Linked DNA regions of Mus musculus: all the other regions are linked to region 1. The links are chromatin loops, found by intact Hi-C in ENCODE. Cell type or tissue: left cerebral cortex. All regions are shown on one strand. Each heading gives the region's core, and the rest is flanking DNA. Links, peaks and the distances in the headings are about the cores only. Region 1 holds the start of Clip4 (CAP-GLY domain containing linker protein family, member 4). Region 2 overlaps Togaram2 (TOG array regulator of axonemal microtubules 2). Region 3 overlaps Alk (anaplastic lymphoma kinase).

Region 1 (7,567 bases), core at 1,079-6,078:
TCTTCACCACTACAGTCAGTCCTTCTTCATGGCCTGATATCACTCTTCCTTGGGCATCCTTCTTTTTCCTATACTGTGCCCACAGTACATTTATTTACACACATACATGCATACATTGTAGGCTAGAATCCATGAGAGAGAGAGAGAGAGAGAACATGTGGTTTATTTTTTCTTTCTTTCTGAGACAGGGTGACTTATACATTCTAAGTCCACCCACTTCCTGGACATTTTGTGATTGTTTTTATTTCTTGCCCATCCCACTGCTTGTCATTCTGGGCTTTTCTTTGGACAGTCTAGATAGCCTGTGTGTCTTTGTTGGGGTTATTGTTGCTGTGATGGTACCAGGTTGAAAGATAACTTGGGGAGGCAAGGGTTAATTTCCCTCCCAGTTCCATATCACAGTTCATCATCAAAAGCAGTGAGGGCAGGAACTTAAGCAGGGCAGGAACCAGGAGGCAGGAGCTGATGCAGAAGCTGTGGAGGGATGCTGCTTTCTGGCTTGCACTTCATCATTGGCTCAGCCTGCTTTCTTATAGAACCCAGGGCCACCAGCCAAGGGGTGGAACTGACCATGGTGGTCTGGGCCCCTCCCACATAAATTATCAATAATAAAAAAAATGCTCTTCAGGCTTACCTACAGCCCAATCTTAAGGAGGCCTTTTCTCAGCCACCATGTTAATTTTCTATCCTATAGCATCTCGAATTGCTTGGCAAGGTCTCTGGGCATGCCTACAAGATGCCTACAGGGCATGCCTATCTTGAAGATGCTAACTGATGTGGGAGAGCCTACCTACCTGTGGGCAGAGCCATTCTCCAGGCAGTAGATTCTAAAATAGAGAAAGGGAGCTAGTGTCAGCATTCATCTCTTACTTCTTGAGTGGGATGTCATGTGACCAGCTGCTTCAAGCTCTGTTGCCTTGACTTCCCTGGGATGATGGATCTTTGAATTGTGAGCTAAAATAACTCCTTTCCCTCTTAAGTTGTGTTTGTCAAAGTATTTTGTCACAGCAACAGGGAAGGAAACCAAGACACATCCCCAGTCAACTGTCTACTGTTACCCTTTCCTCATTTTTTTGTTAGTTTTTCGACTGATTTTTGTTGCTTTAGGTACTAATTCCTAGCTATGTTTATACATGTCACAAACTTCTTTCAGTTTGTCACATCTTTTCATTTTTCTTTTTAAAAAAGTATCTTGAAATGTGTATCTGCATTTGGGTATATGCATGGTGCAGTACCCACCGAGGCCTGAAGAGGGCATTGGATCTGATGGAGCTAGAGTTATAGGCGGCTGTAAGCTGGTCTTTCTTGGATGCAGGGACCAAACTCAGGTCTTCTGCAAGAGCAGAATGCACTTTTGACTGCTGAGCTGTGTCTCTCCACTTCTTTTTATTGGAGGTTACCTGTGGCCACTCAGTGGAGGAATTTTGTAAGGATTTACAAATGTGTATGGTTCTTTGTTAGTCCTATTTCCTGATAGGAACAGATGAAGTTGTTCTACGGCATTTCCTCCATCATCTCTGTCACTGACCCCAGGCCCTCCAGCATAACAAGTTCACTTGTGCCCCCGGGAGCCCAGTGTGCATTAGGAATACATTCTTACAGCAGATTTCCAGCATCTCCCTCACTTTCTTTTCCTTTTTGTTTCCATTATTAAATAAGACTGTTTGACTAACTCTGTCCTATATATAATTCATATTTTTTCAAATCATTGGCTGTGGTATCACTTTTATGTATACCAAGGACATGCTTATCCAGGGCTCTACCTTCTAGGTCATTTTTCTGTTTATTTCTAGAGCAGCATCCAATAATTTTTATTATGATATAGTAAAGACATAATTTCTAGTATAGCAAATCTCCTTCTTTTGGTCTTGCTTTTAGACATTTGTCCTATTTAAAGTTATATTTGTCTTACGTATTTTATGTTTATTGAACACCTTAAAATTTTAGTTATAACCAAATACTGAGTCTAGAGATCAGCTTGACATTTTGACAGTGTGAAGCCATCCCGACAATGGCCTATTTCTTCATCTGTTCAGTCTTTTTTTTTTTTTTTTTTTTTTTTAATGTCCTTTAATAGAGTTTTAAGAGCTTCTCCATAAAGTTCTGAAAAGTTGTTAGGTTAACCCCAGATGCTGTGAGTATGAGACGTGTCTCACTGTCTCCTTCCTGCTTATTTGCTGCTGATGTAAACGGTTGGATTTTACAAATTGATCTTGTATTTGGACGTCTTGCTGAACTAATTCCTTCTAACAATGCGCTGATTTTCTTTGGGTGTTCCAGGCAGAGAGTCCCGTTGCCTGTGAATACAGTAGAGAGGAAGACTTTGCGAGTTCGGGTTCGGCTAAGTGCTGTAAGCATCCCTGCTGGTTGAGTTCCCATCCGCCTGGCTTTCCCAGAAGACTGTCTCTCATGTACTCACTTTGGGAAAGTGAGTCTCTCTCTTCTCCCTGAATGATACCAAATGATGCCCAATGCGCGGAGTGAGGACGAGCAATGTCTGAATTTCTGAGTGATTCCCTGCTCATCATTCAGGCATCTCTGGGCCCTCCCCAATCGCTACAAGGATATTTTATGTAGGTGATGCCAAACAATGTCTTGAGAGACTTTCAGATCATATTTACTGTATCTTCTGTTCCACTTCATTTGTATTGGAGACAAATTTTATTATGGGTAGTGTTCTGTATAGTAGAAAGTTGGCCACGCCTCCTCTTCTCTTTGGTACTGATCGTCGATGGATGCTGTCTCTTTGTGGCACTTTGTTTCATTGTGATATTCTTCTCAGCACCTGTGATGGATTATAGTCCATTTGCCTCGCCATTCCAATGGCTAGTTCAAACTCCAAATTTTGACCCTATATAATTGTCCCATTTCCTTGTTATTAAATTGGCAAGACCTAGCTGCAAAACATTGTGTGATATGTGTGTGTGTGTATGTGCCAGGGAATAGCCCAACAACAAGGGCTTGTGTTCCTGATGGCCAAGGAGTAGTTTCAGGTTTTGGAATAAAGGCAGCTAAGTGAGTGGCAGACTCTCCCTGGTGACTTGTTGTCCCTGGAATTTGCCTGTGTACTGTGTATGTTGGGTGTAGCAGGAAGAGCCAGTAGTCTGGCTGGTTCTAACAGAGATCTTCATTATAGCTTAGTACCACTCAGCTTGCCACACCCCATCACCTACTAATAGTGGTATCTTGGTGGATACTTTAAAAAAAAAAGCAATAAAAGTAAACTGTGTCGCTCGGAAAATATCACCAGCAGCTCCTGTTACAACAGATCCTTATGGGTTTCCGTGTTTCAGTGGCACTTAGAGCCAACAAAAGGCAAATTGCTTTCTCTTTTAGCCAGCTGAGGAGGTGGGTGGGTTAGGCAAGAATTGGGTGTGAGAAAAACAGGGAAAGGGGTGTGTGTGTGTGTGTGTGTGTGTGTGTGTGTGTGGTGTCCTCCGAGGGAGGGATAAGCATCTGTGTTACATTACCATCCTCAAGAGTGCATGAAGACAAGAGTCTGCAGGGAAAGAGAACCTGGCAGCTGCCCAGGGGTGTGGGATGGTGGAATTTAGTACTGCATAAGCACCCTGAGTTTTAGTTGGCCCTGTGCCCCACCCAGTTCTCCACTGTGCTCTGACCGCCTCAAACAACTATTTGGATATCTTGGGTTGAGTTAGTAGAAGCTCAAGAGGTAGGCAGAGGTGGCAGGCTCGTCTCGGTACTTACCAGGTCGCCGTTCCATTCTGAGAATCTCATTTAGAAAGGCTCAAGACAAGCCAGGATGCACTCCGAGGAGTCCTTCAACCGGCTGGTGAGTAGGGTCCCAACTGCACTATCGACGAACGGCCTGAGAGACAGAGAATGCTCATTGTTCTCTCTTGAACTGGAGTTAGATGTTCTTTGACAACATCCATGGCAGAAACAACCCTAGATTTTAGCTCCCAAGGAAGGATGTTTTGCCAAAGGCTAGTCTAAGCTACCTTAAGAGTTAGCGAGTTCCTTCTTCTTCCGAGTATCCAAGTAGAGTCACTTGGTGGGAGAATGTTGTGAGGACTCTAGCAAGGAGAAAGTATTTGTGTTTGTTTTCCTAGCCTCCAGAGCCAACAGTTCGAACTGGAAAAGTGCTCTGGGGTGTGGTGTGCACTTACCTCTGGGCTGGCAGAGATGCTGATGGACATCCATTCATATGGTCTCTCAACAAGTTAGTTACCACACGATAGGGAAGAAACACCAACAGGGTTACAGTTTGTGAGGCCTCGAAGAGCTTGGCTGTGACATCCTTAACTCAAGTTTACAAACTTGTCAGTCACATTTAGCTCTCCCTATTAAAGACCAACACCTTTCTGCAGCATGGGGAAGAACTAGAAATGCCAGCGCCCACATCTGCTAGGGTTTCAATGTCACTTCTTTCTGGTTATGAGAAGATGGAAGAGATGAGAAGTATGAGGTAGGTGAGGAGGGAGCAGAAAACTAAGGAATGTGTAAGTGTGCCCTGTGACTATTCATTTCTTCCCTTTGGCTGGCACACTTCCTTTGTAATTGCTCAGTTGGGTATTGAGAGGGGTTTTCACAGCAGGACCTGGAAACAGATAATTGACTGACGGATCTTACCCTAGGCCATACATGGCCTCCCTATGCATGGGTGAGATGTGGTCTCTGCCTACCAGATGCTGTAGGTGGGAACTCTTCCAGCCCAGGATGCTAGAAAGCAAGGGGGGTGGCAAATAGGGCCAACTAAGACCATGCAAGAGGAGGGTGTGCCTGCTGCAGCCCCAAATCACCATCCTGGCCAGCCAAGGTTCCTTTTAGAGCCTGGTTGTGCCTCTCTGGACAGATCCCCATTTGTGCATGGCACCGCAGGGGCTCTGGGAAAGGCCACTGGACTGTGAGTTTGGGCACAGCAGGTGCAGCCGCCGCCAGACCTTCCTCCTGTTGGGGGCACAGGGGGCGCAAGCAGGAGGCGAGCGAGCGCAGGCGCGTGCGCCGGGCCCAGGGCCGAGGCCTGCGCGCAGCCCAGGCGGCTGCACTGCGCGCGCGCCGACCCGCGTGGGGGGCCCGGTTCCGGCGCGCGCGGCGTGGAAGGCGGCGGGTTGCTGCTGCCCGGCTGGAGGCTCGGCGGCAGCCACGGGACCCCTGCGGGAGGGCGGGAGCGCGCCCGCCCGCCCCTGCGCCTGGCCTCTGCGCCCCGCGTCCGCAGCCGGCGCTCCTCGGGGACCCGGAGCAGGCAGGTGGCGGGACGCTGGGGGGCGGCGGGACCCGGAGGCCGGGAGGGCCGGCCGCTAGGCGGTTGGCGGTGCGGGCCCCACCGAGCTGCCCGGAGGCCTCCCAGGACGCGGCCCGGCGGGCGGAGAAGTGGGTGCTTGTGTCGCTTGCTCTCCGGCTGAGATGGGTGCCCGGCTGAGGCCCGCGCTCCCCGGAACCCCGGAGTATCTCCCACGCGTGGGGCTGCGCACCCTGGTGGGTTCTCATAAGCTTGGCTCATCATGTTCTCATTCGCATCCTCCTCCGACTTAGATCATTAAGAAACCCGTGGCCATGCGTGTTCCAAACTGAACTGGCTTCGCCTCGCCTTGCTGCTCTGAGATTCCTTCATACTAATTCGCCTTGAGAAGTTGCAGGAGGGTGGGAGCCCAGTGAGACCTGTCCCGTGCTTGCGGAACCGCAAGGATTAGATGAACTGGTTCTTAGTTACAGCTGTGAGGTGGGACAGTAACTTGGTGACTGTACCAGGCTGCACTGTGGGTAGGTACATCGTACCTTAGCATAGCGTAAAAACAGTGCCTTTGAAATTCTTCTGAAGCGTGTTCCTCAGTGGAGACCTTCATCAAATACTTGGTTGCAGTCGACTCTTGCTTTGACCTTTGTCAGTGAGTCTGCGGCACAGTTTAAGTTGACTGTGGGGCAGCAGAGCGGGTGGCGTAGGACGCAGAGACTGGAAGGAGAGCAGAGACTTGGAAATGGCCGGATTCCAGCTTTCTACATTTTGCCGATGCAAATCTATCCTGGTTTCATTTGAACATAAATATGATGCATTTGGGGGGGGGGGGTAACACTTTCATTTGTTAACCATTATTTAGGCTCAAAGATTGACTCTTGACACAACCAAAGTGTTTATATCTGTTTTGTAGCTTTAGGACACTGCATTGTTCCTTGGACTTCTTTCCACTCGCCTGTTTCTCAGATACAATCCCAACAACAAGGCCTTTTAAAAAAGCGATGATTATAGTGGTATCAGTTTGCTTATAACAGTTGAAGGTTTGAAATACGTATTAGTGAGCTTGAGCTGACAGAATCAACTTCTGTCTCTAGCTAAAACCCTTTAAGCATCTGGCTGCTTTTAGTCTGACCGTCCTCTTAATTATTTATAATTATGCTGCTGCAAGCTTGCTTGGCACATCAGACTTTCTCATTTCAGGCATCTGAAAGTTGTTTGTTCTCTGAAGAGTGAGCTAGACTGCTTTCCTTCAGTGCTGGTCAGGGGAATGTCCGTAGATGAAATGTCTTTCTGGTTAGCCACGTGCAAACTGACCCTCTGAACATTCAGATAGAGCTAAAGCAGGGTCTATCATACAGTCCCAGGTAAATAAAATAGGTATACAAATCAAACATTTATTGACAAGAAGTCATATATTTATCTTGAAACAAAGATATACATATGATTTTGCTATTTAAAGATGAAAACAAATTTGCATGCTGAAGAGGATTTGGTTGTCAATTTTATATGTAAGTTGGACGGACCCTTGGTACTACAGGGTATGGAACATCTTCAGCATTTTATAAAACTGATGTATAGTGCTGACAGTGCTGTTTTATATGAATATAAATGGAAAATATTATAAATATACACAAATAAATACATGTATAATTAGGACCCTTTCAGAAGTTGTTGGAAATTCTGTCTGAATCTAAAACCAGAATTAATTTATGAGTTTTAAAAAAAATTATTTTTAATTTATATGCATGAGTGTTTTGCTTGCATGTATGAACGTGCCTGGTGCTTACAGAGTTCAGAAGAGGGTGTTGGGTCCTTTGGAACTGGAATTGCCATGTAGGTGGTGGGAACCCAACCTGGTAGGCGGTGCTCCTAACTGCTGAGCCATCTCGTGAGTGTCAATGAATTTTAATATTTTTAAGAAGTTATTTATTTATGTATTTATTGGCAAGGTCTCACTGTGTAGCTCTGGCTGTCCTGGAACTCACTTTGTAGACCAGGCTAACTATGAACACATTGAGATCTGCTTGCCTCTGTCTTAAGTACTGGGACTAAAGGCATGTGATTTTTTTTTTTTAAATAAATTTAGAACACAAACAGCAATTAGTGAAATCAACATTGGAACAAAATCTAATTCTAAAATATGCTAATTTGATGCGTACACGCTGAGGAACGACAATGGAAACTTATTAAAAGTCTTTGTTTTCCGTAATTAAAGCATTACATTTCTGTAAGAGCAGAATACTTTGTAAACACGGCAACCCATGACATCATACACCTGGTCTTGCATCTGGTGAGTGGAGCAGTATCAGATGGCACTGAATGGCATGTCCACATGTTCAGTGAACACTGTGTGTTCAGAGCCAAGGCCGC
Region 2 (7,567 bases), core at 813-5,812, 87 kb before region 1:
AAGACCAGGGTGGCATTGAGACCCTCATTTCACGTCTCCCTGTAGCGTTCCAGCTGTTACATCTGGCCTGAGAGTGGTGTGTGTGTGTGTGTGTGTGTGTGTGTGTGTGTGTGGTTGCCTGAGAGGTATGGGGGCTACAATCCTTTCTGTCCTGGAGTTGGTGGACCCAGGCTTTCTTTGGTGTTCATGTTTTGGGATTTTTCCCGGTCTTCTGCTCATCTCTTGCTTAATGCCAGCTTGTTGGCATGGAGGAAGGCGTTGGCATCGCCTTCCCAGAGCTGTTTTGTACATCTGTAAAAGCAGAGCTTTGAATTGGGGGTTTTAGAGGGTCCCTTCCAGCTCTACACAGTCAAAGATTTTTCTGAAATGAGAAGATTAAAAAAAAATTAAAATCCAAAAAATAATTAAAGCGACGGAAAAGCTTGCCAGTCTTCCTACCTGGAGTGGTTGGGAAGGGGTGACCTTCCCAGAGGGGTTGGAGTGGGGCTAAGAGACCGAAAAGGGAAACAAGAGGACATTTCCCAGCATCCTCTCACCAGCTGCCAGGAGATGCTTTGTGCGAGGTTACCAGGAGCAGAAAGTACAGTGTGAGTCATGCTTCCAAGGACCAGGCTCCCTCCCCCTCACAGGTGCAGATTTCCAGGCAATACTTACACTGCGCTGATGAGAAGATGCACAAGTCTTTAGGAGGCCTCGTGATCCCACCCATTCCGAAGGCCCGGATGCCCACAGGGACCTCTTCCTGCAGGCCTGGCTCCTTGCCCAGCCCCCTGTGTCCAAGCCAGGATGTGCTTATGGGACCAAAGGCCCCACATACGCGGTAAGCGGCCTACTTAAAAATCTCAAGTCTGTTTGTGGTCATCTCTCCTGTAACTTGTCTTGCCCCCCACCCCCCTTCCCTTGGGCTCCTCACTGCTGAGTCACCGTGGCTGGCACAGTCTTGAGGCACCAGGTTTGGAAAGGGTAAAAATCCCCTCTTGTGAATGGCAGACATGCGGAGACCACAGCATTGTTGTTGCGGCTCCTCTGATCCTGGACTCTGGCTGGCTCTGAAGGCATTCATGACCAGTAATGTGGGCAGTAACTTGTTTTCTAGTTTCTCAATGTCTACAGTTGCCATAGTGATGAATAAAATACACATTGTTTTAGGGCATGGTCAAGCCCATGGTGGCTCTCTCTTATTTTGTATTTTCTTAACTGACAGATACTGAAACCACCACTATTATCATGTATAATGTGTGTATAATGTATATAGTGTGTGGTCATGTGTGTGTATGTTTGCATATACATATGTGTGGGTATATGGGTTTTTCATAAAATGTTTGGACTTCAAAAGGCTCTTCATACCCAGAAACAGTTGGGGCAGAGGCTCTAGGTTATCATGAATCTGCTCGTAAAGAAGACAGGCAGAGCCTTCTAGACGGCTATCAGCATCCAGTGGCCAGCCCAGACTGATACCCCAATTGGGTATGTAAGAATTCCTAGGCACATGCCTGTGAGTGTACATCTGTAATCATGTTTGTGTCTGTGTGTGCATTTGTATACACACATGTGAGTGTCTGGGAATGTATGTGAGTGGGCGTTCAGCCACTATAGGTCTGCCTTTCCCGGTGCGGCGTATGAGTGTACATTTCTGTTGCTATGATAAAACACCACACAGGGTCAAACAAGTTATGGAAGAATTTACACGGACAGAGAGTTCTGGAGGGTAAGAGCCCACGGTGGTGGGGCAACATCAGGCATCATAGCACAGGATGCCGAGAGCTTACATCTTGACCCTCAGAGCGAGAATACCGGGAATAGCTTGAGGCTTTTTAAATCCCAGAGCCCACCTGCAAATGGCATAACTCCTGTGGGCAAGGCCACACTATTCAAACATTGCCACTACCACCCCCCACCCCATCCCCGCCCAAGACTCTGGGGCACGTTTGTCACTTAAATCACCACCTATGGTTGTCACATCCTCCTCCTGCATTTCTTTGGCCTGATCTTCCAAAGTCTTCCATTTCTCTCTGGCTTTCCGAGATCTCCTGTTTCCTGGGCTGCCTTCTCTGGTCACAGCCATGTCTCTATCTTTGTCTGGGCCCTGCTAGACTGTGGGACCATGTCCCTGCACTTGTTCCTGGATGGGAGCTCTCTTCCATCCTCACCTTCACACTCACCTCTGCACTGGCCTTCCTTACCACGGGACGCTTCTCCTGGCACACAGCTTCTCTCCCTCTCTCTGTAGCATTAGTGACAGAGTCTTCGATCTCTGTCCAATGCCTCTCATGACCTTTGTGGCTGTGGCTAGGGTTGACATTTTTCTCCTCTTTCTCTTGGTTTTATACCCATGTCTTGATCTTCCAGGCACTCTCCTACATGCCTTTCATCTGTTGCTCAAATCTGCCCATCCTCAAAATTCCTGGTTTTTTTTTTTTTCTTTCTTTTTTCCTGGAGTCTTTCCTCGTGGCTATGATCTCCAGGGTCATTGGGCTCTGGGTGACTTTGCCATGGCCTGACCTCCCCCTGGAGACCCACACTCTCCCTGGGACTTCTGGTTTTTCATGGCTTGCTGGTCAGCATTAGAGGAAGTATGATGGAAGGGAATGCATGTTACCATGGCAACACGAGGCACCTCCTGCTTCCCCAAACTGCCCTTTGATGGAGGAGCTGCCCTTTGCCTACTTCAGCAGCCTGGCTCTGGCTTCATGTGCTTCTGGTGCCTCACTGAGTGTCCCTCCCCATGCTGTCCTTGCAATAACAAGGCACACAGAAGCTCCCATCTGTTTCTTGTCCCCGCCGCTGCCTCCCACGCTGCCTCCCATGTTACACTCACAGCTGCCTCTTTTTCTTCTTTTTTCTTTTTTTCGAGACAGGGTTTCTCTGTGTAGCCCTGGCTGTCCTGGAACTCACTCTGTAGAGGAGGCTTGCCTTGAACTCAGAAATCCACCTGCCTCTGACTCCCAAGTGCTGGGATCTAAGGCGTGTGCCACCACTGCCCGGCTTCACAGCTGCTTCTTAACTTCACCCAGACAGCCACCCGATCTGCCTTATCCAGCCCCTTGCTGTTCAGCCTCCCCTTTCTGAGTCCCGTCCTCAGGCAACCCTTCAGTGGTCTTTGGCTTTCTTCTGCCTTTTGCTGCCAGCAGCCTGCTTGGTTTGACCTCCAGGGGGCAGCCTTCCTCCTCCTGTGCTGTCTGTAGGCCTCCGGCGGACTCCTTTGTGGGTGTGCTGGTTCCTGAGCTAGAGCCCCATTTCCTCCGTGGCACTTTTCTGTCCTGCACATCAATAAGGTCCTTCCACCTCGGCCTCACCTGGCTTTCATGGCTGGGGAGGACAGGAAGGGGTCACCTCTGCTTGTCCACATGGCAGAGACTGCCTGTCCACCCCTACCTCCCTTCCATTGTTTCATTGATTTAATTAATAAATCTTGGCTATTTAAATTGATTTTGTTTCTTTTTTTTTAAATGTCTGTTCATTTTATTTTTCTTGTCTTGTTTAAAACCTCATTCTATTCTTTAACTTGCACTTTATAGGTCAGGGGCCATATCTCAAAAACCTGTGATGCTAAGCTAGGGGCCTGGCAGGAATTAATCACATAGGACACACCCGCCTTAGCTCTCCATCTGCAATTTGGCTCTCTCTTCCCCACCTCTGTAAGGCTGTCTAGAAAATAGGTGGAAAATTCCCCCTATTGCCACTTCACTCTTTCATCTGCCTAATCATTTATTCACTTAAAAAAAAAAAAACTACTGAGCACCAACTATCTGCTGGGTGCTTTGGAAACCAGGGTGAATACATTTTGGGGGGATGAGAGAGATTTGAGGGTAAACCATTGAGCCTAAGCTCAGTAAGATTGGAGGTGAGATAGAAGGCCTCACCAGTCTCTCGGGAAGCCCAATAGAAAAGCGCCTCAATGAGGCTGGGCTGATTTCTTAGGGGGAATTTTGAAGGAGGGACAGCACAAAATGGAGGACAGAGACACTCAGGGAGGAATGATAGAGGCCTTTAGGAAGCTACAAAGAGTCTGCTTGTGAGACTGGCTCAGTATGAGGGGCCTTGAGTCCTCACCCGATCCCCATCTTAAAGCTCTTAGGTGTGGGGATGAGACAAGCTCTGATGTTAGAAGCCTACTGTGGGACTGGGGAGGTGACATGCAGGGAAAGTGTGCAGTGCACGCACAAGACCTGGGTCCCTAGGACCACCTGAGAGCTGGTGGCCACCAGGATCCACCTCTGCCCCCAGTGTGTGAGAGGGGCAGATGAGATCCTCAGAGCAAGCTGGGTCACCACGTTAGCTGAAACAGCAAACTGTGGGCTCAGTGAGAGAGACTGACTGTCTCAAAACGTAGCGGAGAGATGGAGGGAGACCCTCAGCGTTCACCTTGGGCAACCCCCCCCCCACATGCACGCACTCGCAGGTGCCTCTCGACAAACACCAACCCAGCCAGGAACGGGACAGCATCTGCATCCATTTTTTAAAAAGTGTGGGGAGCAGTGGGGGAGGCAAGGTGGCTAAGCAGCTGGCACACTTGCCATGCAGCGTGGGCCAAGGCAAGGGTTGTAGCTGGAGCTGTGGGGAGAAAGCAAGCTTTCCCATCAGCTATGCTACAGTCAGAGACATGAGTCTAACTTAAGACAGCAGCTTTCATGTGGACGCTGTGACCTAGGGAATAGATGTTTGCAGAGCCAGGGAATTGCCTAGCCCTGGTCACGGATTCCCAGGTTGGCCTGGCTGATAATCAATCAACCCAGTCTTGGTGTCAGGAGCTCTATGTCCTGCCACTCTGACAGGAAATGAGCCCATCTCTGTCCATCACACCATCTCCCACCTTGGAGCAACCCCGGGCTTCTGGCCCTGGTGTCTCTCACAGTTGTTTTCTCTCTCTTACTTTTAAGATTGACTTGTGAGAATGGGCCTCTGGAAAAGACCCCTAAATCTCCGGGTACGTATTCCCCTGAGGACTCATCTTGTTCCCTTTTCTGTGCCTCCGTGTTCTGGGTTATGGAATTAGGCCAGGGGAGACCTGAGGGCCCTCAGGCCAGGCCTCTCATTTCACAGATCAGCGGGAAAGCTGAAGTCATCACACTTTAGGGTGGTAATAAGCCTGTGCCAGGAACCAGGAAGGCAACGGTACTTATCGGCACCGGCTCTGCTGAGCGCCAGGATGCACACCAATTCACGTATCACATGACCATCCTGACGAGGGGGGATGAACAGGTCACCCAGGCTGAGTAGTTTGATCCAGGCTACCTTGAGGCTCAGCGACTTCTCTTGGAGACTGTTAAGTAGCTCGGCTAGACCTGCGTTCAGGGCTGCCCTGTGGCAGAGTGGGCCTGACACAGCAAGTGGCAGTTTCTTGCTCTGTGTAAAGCGCATAGAGATACCCTCACCGGACAGAGTGAGACCTTAAACCATTGCTCAAAAGCCTCAGCAGTTGCTCTCAGCAGATTCAAAGGTCAGGGGAGCAGGGCCAACCAGAGAGTGGATGTGTGGCAGGGGGGAGGGCAGTTTTCTAGAAGGAGGAGGGAGAAGGGAGGGGGATGGATGTGGAAGGTCATCCCTTCTGGGCTGATCATCTGCTGCTGGGGCGAGATTGTGGATGGAGGGAAGCTGCACTGTGGCTGGAGAGTGTTTAGGGGGCAGGCAAGGAGGGCACAGTCTGTGAGGGGCACTCTGAGCTCAGGCCGCACAGAGCTTCTGCTCAGCTGACTGGAGGGAGGGTGACTGGCTCCCTGGCAGGTCCCTGACTAATCAGGTCAGCAAGTGAGGTGGCTGGCAGAGTGGCAGGTTGTTGCCCTGGAGGCTCTGAGCTGGGCCTGAGAGGCAAGCCTGGCAGCTACACCTTGAAGGCAGGCACCTCTCCTGTCTCCCCGGCTCAGTCGTGTGGAGTGTGCCTGGGGTGCCTGAGGTGATACACGTGAGACCTCGAATGTCCTTATGTGCTAGCCCTCAGATGGCTGGCATGGCAGTTTGGTCCAGGAGACCATGTCATCATCAGGTGTCCATAAACAGGGACAGCCTGCTCAGACAAGGCTTTCTCGGTGTCTCTTGGGGGTGTGGGTAAGAACTTGGATATATGAAAATTCTTAGAGCACAGTTTGTCGCTGGCTGTCAGCTGGGGTGACACTGCTCAATAGTAACCAGAAGGGCTGCCATGCTGTCTTTCGTCTTGTGGCACTCTCACAAACCTCACCCTGAGCACTTGGCCCCTGAACATCTGTGCCTCCTCCCACATCTTTGACCTCTTAACCCTTCCTCACTCTGCCACAAGCAGAAGGACCCCTCATGAAGAAATGGTGACCACTCAAAATGTCCTTTCCATCCTGGGCATCCCTAGGTGGCAGCCCCAATTTCAATGAACCCCTGGTGAGCCAGCTCTTTTGAGGTGGTGAATGCCCACGTTTAAGGGCAGGAGGAAATTAGGGGACTCATTCTGTCTGTACCTTTAAATCCACCGATTGGGAAAATACAGGGTGATGGAGAGCTGCTATGGAGTTGATGTTGTTTGGAGAAGAAGATTGCTGGGCCTCAGTTTCTCCATCTGTGAAATGAGAGGATTTAGACTAATGTTCAAAAACTCTCAGGCCCCTTCTGGTTCTGCTGGAGTGGTATAAACGTTTGGCAAGGATTATTTAATTTGATTGATTTTCCACTCTCTGTCCACTTGAATAAAATGTGCAGTTATTGTTTTCTGAATAAGTGAATGAATGAATGAATAAATGAATGAGTGAATGAGTGAGTGAATGAATGAGTGAATGAATGAGTGAATGAACGAGTGAGTAAATGAATGAATGAGTGAATGAATGAGTGAGTGAATGAATGAATGAGTGAATGAATGAGTGAGTGGTTGGAGTATGGCGTGGTCCTAGACCTCCCTGGCAATGCTAACTTCCCCCTTAGGAAAGTGTGGGCAAGAAGGACTGAAGATTGAGGGCTTGTACTCTAAAACCCATCGGGCACAGGGTCAGGGACCCACTGATAGCCCACAGTGCCACTGTCTTCAGCTCTGTCCCTGCTCTTGACTTCTCCAGCGTCAAAGCCTTTGGTTCCAGTTGTCAAGGCCAAGTCTGCTGAAGCCCCCGAAACGTCCCTGGCTTCGTCACAGTCTACCTTTACTCTGACAGCATTCTCCAGTCATGCCAAAGAAACCCGCTCCCTGGAGAACGAAGAAGACCAGAAGGAGTCCAGCACCAAGGTACCAGGGAAGCAGGAGGAGGAAGAAGCTGAGGTCCAACTGGCTGGATACAAGCACGCTTCTAAAATCTGCTGTGCGGCAGCTGGCCAGCCAGCTGGTGGGGAATGAGGCAGAGCCAAGAATGACCAAGGCTGCTTCTCCAAGTACTTAAGGCCAGGACCTATGGACAGTTTGGGGAGGAGGGCTGCAGAGATGGAGAGAGTCAAGAAGGAAGCTGAGGTTGAGTGTGGGGACCAGGAACAAGGAGGATGGCAGATGGAAGGAGGGGGGAAGGACAGAAGAAGGTGACACGTGGGCTGGAGGGAGCAGGATGCTGGGAAGAGGCTTAGCTGAACCAGGCTGAGTAATTTGAACTGACCCCCAAGATAGCAGCCAAGAGGCAGCTGA
Region 3 (7,567 bases), core at 807-5,806, 93 kb after region 1:
GACAAACCTATGGAGTTCTCTGCCCTCCCACTATCTGGGTCCTGGGGGTCAAACAGGTCATTTGATTCTGGCAAGCAAGAATCTTACTTAACCCATTGAGCGATCTTACCAGCCCGTTTTTTGTTGTTGTTGTTTTGTTTTTTTGTTTTTGTTTTTGTTTTTGTTTTTGTTTTTTGTTTTTTTGTTTTTACATTACTTTCAAAATATTGTGGTCTATTTCCAAAAATACTCTTGCAATCTTCAAAGACAAAAGATAATGTGGCTTTAGTTTTGTTGTAGGGAAGGAGGCAGGGAAGAGGGACGCCACGTTTGGCTCACAGAGGATGTTGTTTGCTCCTTCCCTAAGCGCCTGCAGCTTTCCTCGTATTTGATGGTGACTCTGTGTTGTGTGGTCTCCTTGCTTGTGCAGCTGTTCCAGGCAGAGGCTCATTTGCCCATTCAGAAACCTGGCTCATGCTAGATCTCTGTCAGCGTCACAGACTGTAAGACGAGAGCAGACGCAGTTGCCATGGGTTTAAAGGAAAGTGTGTGGGAGAAAGCTCCAGGGAAATTTAATTCAGTAATAGTGTTTGCAAATGGAGGGAAAACCTCCGTTACTTAGGTTTTACAGAATAGCACACCAGTCCAGTATCCACCAGCAAAAGGTTTAAGAAAACAACTACACATATCTTTTGAAAAGCCATTTCACTTATTGCCAGCTTCTTCCACAGTCAGTCCTTTACGGCCTGCAGCTGTACAACCACCTGCCTTCGCAAAGATATTATATATTTTGGAGAAAACACCCCCAAAGAAGGTATGTGAAGGTATCTGTGTTTATGAGAGTATTCTATTCCTGTTAGAATATAATAAACTAAATGTCAGTAAGCAAGCTTCCCTAATACATCCTCAATTTCCCCCAATAACATGGCCACTGAAGTCCAGCTAGATGAAGAAGGCAGGTCGCCCTCACAGCTGGGACCCACGAGGGGACTGGAACAGTGTGGCTAGACACACCGTTGCTGAAGTTTGCAGAAAGTGTCAGCCCTTGGTCCCAGTTGAGGGAATTTAGAGAGCTAGTGGCTCACTCTTTGACTTTTCTAAAATATCTCAGTGGCACGGACACCTGATGGCATCCCGTGTGTAGCAGATGAGCCCATCCTCGTGCACATAAGGTGTGCTGGCTGGTTTTCATGTCAGCTTGACACAAGCTAGAGTCATCTGAGCGGAGGGAACGTCAGTTAAGAAAATGCTCCCATAAGATCTGGCTGTAGGCAAGCCTGTAGGGCATTTTCTTAATTAGTGATGGATGGAGGTGAGCCCAGCCCATTGTGTGTGTGGCTACTCCTAGTCCTGGGTTCTGTAAGAAGGCCGAGCAGACAAACCATGAAAAGCAAGCCAGTAAGCAGCACCCTCCATGACCTCTGCGTCAGCTCCTGTCTCCAGGTTGCTGCCCTAACTTCCTTCAGTGATAAACTGTGTTATGGAAGTGTCAGCTTAATAAACCCTTTCCTCCCCAGCTTGCTTTTGGTCATTGGTCATGGATTCATCACAGCAACAGTAACCCTAGCTAATACGTACAGGTGGTGCAAACTGGACTTAACAAACAAGAGCAACTGTGAAAAGCCATGAAGTTGGGAAAGGTCCATGTTAGGGAGATACCAGGGAGTCAGAGGGGGCAACTCGTAGGTGGGAGAGAACGTTAGAAGAAGTGAAATTGGGGAACAAGGCTCAAGTGGGGGTGTAGGGCATAGGGAGAGGATGCTACTTTAATTTTGTATGCTGACAGGATCAGAGGCGGGAGGGAGGGAAAGAAGGGATACAGTAAAGGAAAAACTGGTCACTGACATAAAGTCCTGAGAGGCCGCTGGTGAGACCGTGATAGGAAGATGCTCTGGGTCTGTGTGAGACACGGGAGGGAAAGAATCCTCCCGCCACTACCTCTATTCCCCTGTCTAGCTGATGATGAGTAGGGAGGTACAGTCTGCTGAGGACAAAGATGAACAGTCACGATTCAGTCCAGACGGGAGGAAGCACGAGAGGGCTGTCTCTTAGCCTAGCCCGCTACTCCTCTATAAAATGGGATAAAAGGAACCCTCCCCGAGAGCAAAATAAAAATAACATGGAAATCCAGGGCTGGAGATGGCTCAGCAGTTAAGAACACTTTTTGTTCTTCTGGAGGAACCAGGTTCAGTTCCCAGGACCCACTTGGTGGCTGTAAATGCCAGATCAGAGATCTGTCGCCCTCTTCTGGCCTCCATGGGCATTGCACGTGTGTAGTGCACAAACATACATGTAAGGCAAACTTACTCCCAAACAATATAAAAACAAATCTTTGAAAAAAAAAAACATAGAAAAGCAACTTATATAGTATAAGTCCATACCAGTGCTACCGATGAATGGTTTGAACATCTCTCCAGAGTGGTTTAGCTATTATGTAATTACTATCTATTTAATGGGAATTAATTCACAGGTTGTAATTCTTGAGAGCTTTCGTTCTTCTCCTTTATATCCCGTTTCATTTACAAAACAAGTAGTTGCCTAGCTGTCCTTGATACCTCAACAATATGAGTAACTGAATAAGAACCAAACATCAACAGACACGCTAACATGAAAGGGAGAAATATCATGGGCCACACTCCTAGACAAAGAACTACAGGCAACTGATGATAGCTGAGAGGGGAGAATTATTCTCCCCGGAGTGGAATTCTCTAATTGGTTATCCAATAGAAGTGGTTGGCTCTGAAATCGTATGAAATCACATGGAATACAAAGTAGATTCTGCAGACAGTATTTATATACATATGAAATAATAATAATAATAATAAGCCATGAATTTGAGAAGAACATGGTTAGGGGGTGGGTTTGGAGATGGGAGGGGCCAGAGTGAGGAAAGGGGAATGATGCAATTATACTTTAATTGTTAAGAAGAACACACAACATTAGCTGTCTAGCAGGGATGTCATTTTGCTTGCGAATTGAATAGATTCTGTCTGGCCCTGTGACATGAAAGTGGGAAGTTTCCAGTGTTTATTGTAGGACATTGGCAAAGTGGGATGCAAATCCTGTCACTTCCGGGATCAGGAATACCGTGTCTCACAATTAGCATTATTCTCTGGTGTCTTGAAACAGTTTCCCCGTGTAGATTAGAGGCTGGTCAAGGGGAGAAAACATTTATACCTGGGTGCAGTATTCGATCCTCTCCAAAATGATGGCGAAGTTGGGTCTGTCTTCAGGCTGATGCTGCCAGCACTGCGTCATTATCCGGTATCTGAAAGGATGAGCGCCTTAATGAAAAGTCAGGAGAAGCACCGGAAGGGGAGACAAGTAGGTCCACCTGATTGATCTATGCTGCCCCCTGCTGGTGGGACAGGGGATCATCCCCAAAGACACCCAGGTAGTTTACATCAAATGCCACTTCTCTAAAGCCATGTTTAGGATGAAGTAATTTATTCCCCATCTTGTTTTTTGGAAAGGAGGTGAGGGACACCATAGGGGACAGAAAACACTATAGGGGACAAGCTCACCCCTCCCCTCTGTTTTTTTAAGACAGGATTTCTCTGTATAGCCCTGGAACTCATTCTGTAGACCAGGCTGGCCTCGAACTCAGAAATCTGCCTGCCTCTGCCTCCCGCGTGCTGGGATTAAAGGCGTGTGCCACCACTGCCCCCTCTCTCTTTTTTTGTGTGTGCATGCTGGGGGTGATATTTAAGGGAGATATACTTAAGAGTGCAGGGCCAACTGGGTGGGTCTGGGGTACACATTTCTAAAGGCAACTGAGACATGTAGGAGAAGTGGGTCTGCAGCCTCTAGCCTTTCTGGGATAACATAATTGTGTTTGATGGGCTGGAAAACTGACCCATCTTACAGAAGTCTCTGGGACACTCTCGGGACATCTGAAAAGAAGGCTACCAACTTCACTTTAATTTTAAAGGCGCATTTGCAGATCCAAATAAAAACAAGACCACGCTCAGGTTCTAGTAGGAAGTTCCCAAAGGTCGTACACAGGCCCGGGGCAGTTCTTAGGCGGGTCCATCCGTCCTCCGCTGGTGACAAACTCCAGAACTTCCTGGTTGCTCTTGCTGGGGTACGGCATATATCCAAGAGAAAATATTTCCCATAGCAACACTCCAAAAGACCTGGGCAGAGAACAGATAGTGATGTGGACACACACAGAGAAACCTAAGTTCTTACTGTTTTCCTTTAAACCATTTTCTGTAACAAAGGACTCCTTTCCTGTGTGCATGTGTGTGTGTAGGCTTATGCATACAAACATTTGCACACATATACATGGAGGTCAAAGGACAATAATCTTAAATATTGTTTCTTAGAAACCATCTACTTTAATTTCTAAGAATTATTAAATCTCTTTCTCATCTTTGTCTCTGCGTCTGTCTGTCTGTCTGTCTGTCTGTCTGTGTGTATTTGCAGGTGTTCATAGAGGGAAGAAGAAGGTGCCAGATTTCCTGGATCTAGAGTTATAGGCAGGGGTGGGCTGTTCAATATGGGAGCTGGGACTGGAACCCAGGTACCCTGTAAGAGCAGTAAGTGCTCTTAACCATGGGGTCATTTCCCCTGCTCCTAATTTGCCTTTTTAATAAAAAAGAAACTTTATAAAATACTTTTAGACACAGTCTCTCAGTGGCCCAGGGCTCACCAAGAAAGCTAGGCTGACTATGAACCCCGTGAACCCCAGAGGTCCACCTGTTCCTGTCCCCCCATCCATGCCAGCACTCAGCCTCCGCCCTTTCTTCCCTTCTTTTGGGTTCCGGGAGACTGAGCCAGATCTTTATTCCTGTGACCTACAGGCACGTCACTGACTGAGCTCTCTCTCCAGTCCCAGCGGACTTTCTAGGTTCAGAAAAGTGAAGAGAATGACCAAGCGCCACCCAGGACTCTCTATTAAAAGACGGCTCCTGCTGACATGTTCTTCATTCTGGTGGGGCTTTGTGCCTAGGTTTCTAGGCTATGGAGCCTTGATAATTCTGCTCATATCATCACAGCACCATTGCTTTCCATGCTAAAAATAAAAGTCTTACAACTAGGATGTGAAATGTCTGTGAAATACTCGATTGCCATGAAACATGGTTGCCCTTATCACACTTCTTTCGGTTTTCAAAATATTTTGAACCTTGAGTGGCCATCTTCCTGCACTTTGATTTTAGTTAATTTTATTTTACTTTTTCTGTGACAGAGTCTCATTCTGTATTACAGCTTGAGGCTTCAAGTTTGCTTCATTGCCTAGCGAGCTTCAAACTCAAAATCCCCCTGCCTCTGGAGTACTGGGAATGCAGGATGGGTTACCACAAGTTCCTTAGATAAACAGTCTCAAACTAATAGAATGGTAAAAAATCAATGATATTTCCTTCCAGAATGCATGTTCTGGGCATTGAATTCAGGTCTGGGAAAATATGGCAACCCGTGACTTTATATGGTAGAGTGTTTTAATGAAGTCTGTTCATCTAATCATTACTTTTAAACTTATATATTGTCTGTTCACGTCTTTTGCACGAGGTTATCTGTCAGGGCATATTATTGTAGTATCTCAATTTGCCTTTTGAGTTGTAGACCTTCTTTGTATGTTTTAAACATGTTAATCTTTTATCAAAAACAAAGATGCTTATTTTTTGGTGGATTTTTAAGGTGGGGCTGGGGATTGAACCCAGGGTCTTACACACGCTGGGCAAGCATTCTAACCACCAAGTTCAGTCTCCAGCCCTGTGTCCCATTTTCCTTTGTTTTAAATTCAATGTTTGGTAGTAAACCAGGTTGGCCTGGAACTTGCTTTGTAGCCAGGCAGGCTTTGAGAGTACGGCGTTCCTGCCTCCACTCCTTAAAGAGTTCTAATTACAAGAATGTACTGCCGAGTCTAGCCACAATTTCTATTAGTTGCTTTATGACTAATATTTTAGTATAATGATGGCCTTCATTTTCAAGTCGTTAAATATATTTCTTAAGTTTTCGTGACTTCAGTTCCCCAGTTTTGCAATCTTCTCCTTACCAAAGGCTGCATATTTGCTATCTTCTAGTGTGTTTGTTTTCCCCTCTCCTCGAATTCAGTTAGACTTTATGTACAGTGGGAGAGAAGGGTCAAAATTGGCTTGTTTGTCTGAAGGACTCTTCCAACACTTTATAAAATAAGCCCTGTTCCCTCTGGCTTTTGATTAAAGGTGGGGCTGTCTTTAATAGACACACCCACCACTTCCTCTCACCTCTTTGCTTTCTGCACTGAGAATATTCTGTTTTACTTTTTCTGTCTGTGTTTTGACATCAAATAAGACATTTTCCTCTTTGGGAAATTGTCTTTTGATTTCCCTGCTATTTGTTTTAAAGGACGTTTGAGACACCGTCTATTAGGTTCCAGAAATAATATTTTCTGTCTGGATGACGGTTTTATTCTCTTAGTTTGATGATCAGATTTCAGAGAAAGAAAATCCATCTTCGTTCTAGTATGTCGATGCAGATTCTGCTCTTAGAAAACACGGCCCTGACATGGAAGAGGGAGCCGCCTTCCGCACAGCACTCACTGCGCAGCTTTCACTGTTGCTGTGTTGGTGAAATAAACCTATCACCAAGAACATGGATTGTTCCCTCTCCTGTGGCCTTTCCGATCTCTAAAAGTAAAAGAAGACAGCCCTCTTCCACTTCAGCAAATAACGATATAACAGATAAAAACATCCAAACAAAGCAGAGGCCTGAAGAGTTTTCACTATACATTCTCTGCCTGTCTACAGATGGGTAAATGTAGACAGCTACTCATTGGTGATTGCAGTATCTTTTGTTGTTATTTAAAAGACAAGACAAGGTCTGCTTGTAGCTCAGGCTGGCCTGACATTATGTAGCCCAGGTTGGCCACAAACTGCCAGTGTTTCTGCCTAGGCACTCCGATTGCTGGGGTTGCAGGTATGTGTCATATCATTTGAGAGAATCTGGGTGTTATTTTGCCTTCCTGATGCCAACGTGCCTTTTCTTCTTGAATACACAAATATAGACATATTTCCTCCCCATCCGCTCTCCTCTTGGCCCCTCCACTGAAGTTTAGAGTGCATCTCCCACTTTTAACATGTGAAGACATGCACAACTACGACTGTATATTCCATCAATATTTTTGCATTGTAAAATTATTTTAAAGTTTTAAATGTGGACGAACATCTTTCCGAGTTGAGACGGTAGGCTTAGTGTAGCCTTTTTATACTACTCTGTCTGCAGTTTCTGTCCGTTTGTCTTTCCATCCTCTGATTGAGAATGAGATAGGCTGCTCTTCTCTTCTTTTCTCTTTTGTAAACTGCGTGCCAATGATGATCTTTGCCCAAGGGCATCTGTGCCCTGTCAACCCGTGGCTACTGTCACACGCTCAAGAGAAGGTTGATAGGTCACATGACACTCAGGTATTCGGAACAGTTACTAACTTGTGCTTGTTATCCTGCCTCGGGGCATGGCAGGTGGCTGCCACTCTGGTGCCCATGTTCTTCCTCTGGAGGCCTTGTTAGAACAGGTGGCTAGGCCTGCACCGCTAGCCTGGTGTTCCTGATGAGGTTTGAGGGAGAAGGGGGCTGGGATGTGGTGTTGCTCATGATTACCCAAATTACCA

The links. A loop is a pair of places that touch in the nucleus more often than their neighbours do. Peaks named below come from ENCODE experiments on the same cell type or tissue, not always from the same donor. Only the 100,000 strongest peaks of a DNase experiment are listed, where the experiment ranks them.
Region 2: a loop joins it to region 1, with 4 times the contacts of the local background. A loop is called at or near these places in 6 of 42 quality-filtered maps.
Region 3: it touches region 1 in a loop (2.2-fold over the local background); 2 of 42 quality-filtered maps call a loop at or near these places.

Annotation. Positions count from the first base shown.
Region 1 is chr17:71,777,641-71,785,207 of GRCm38, forward strand. Clip4 (CAP-GLY domain containing linker protein family, member 4) reads left to right here and starts at 4,307. Exons shown (of 16, transcript NM_030179.3): 1 at 4,307-4,429. It overlaps Gm30140 (a long non-coding RNA gene), which reads right to left and starts at 5,042. Exons shown (of 4, transcript XR_001782175.2): 1 at 4,131-5,042; 2 at 3,963-4,037; 3 at 3,709-3,829. In left cerebral cortex, for the core only: a CTCF peak has its summit at 1,254 (motif pointing right); DNase peaks (open chromatin) are centred at 3,517, 4,370, 4,898 and 5,539; H3K4me3 peaks cover 1,572 bases; H3K27ac peaks cover 1,124 bases.
Region 2 is chr17:71,690,817-71,698,383 of GRCm38, forward strand. Togaram2 (TOG array regulator of axonemal microtubules 2) reads left to right here. Exons shown (of 20, transcript NM_177087.4): 6 at 630-820; 7 at 4,881-4,927; 8 at 7,017-7,180. Among named protein-coding and RNA genes, the nearest start is that of Togaram2, 21 kb to the left of the region's middle. In left cerebral cortex, for the core only: a CTCF peak has its summit at 3,151 (motif pointing right); DNase peaks (open chromatin) are centred at 1,506, 2,773, 3,150, 4,181 and 2 more places; H3K27ac peaks cover 1,149 bases.
Region 3 is chr17:71,870,962-71,878,528 of GRCm38, forward strand. It overlaps Alk (anaplastic lymphoma kinase), which reads right to left. Exons shown (of 29, transcript NM_007439.2): 27 at 3,981-4,115; 28 at 3,157-3,247. Among named protein-coding and RNA genes, the nearest start is that of Gm30140, 92 kb to the left of the region's middle. In left cerebral cortex, for the core only: CTCF peaks have their summits at 2,225 (motif pointing left) and 3,348 (motif pointing left); a DNase peak (open chromatin) is centred at 3,306.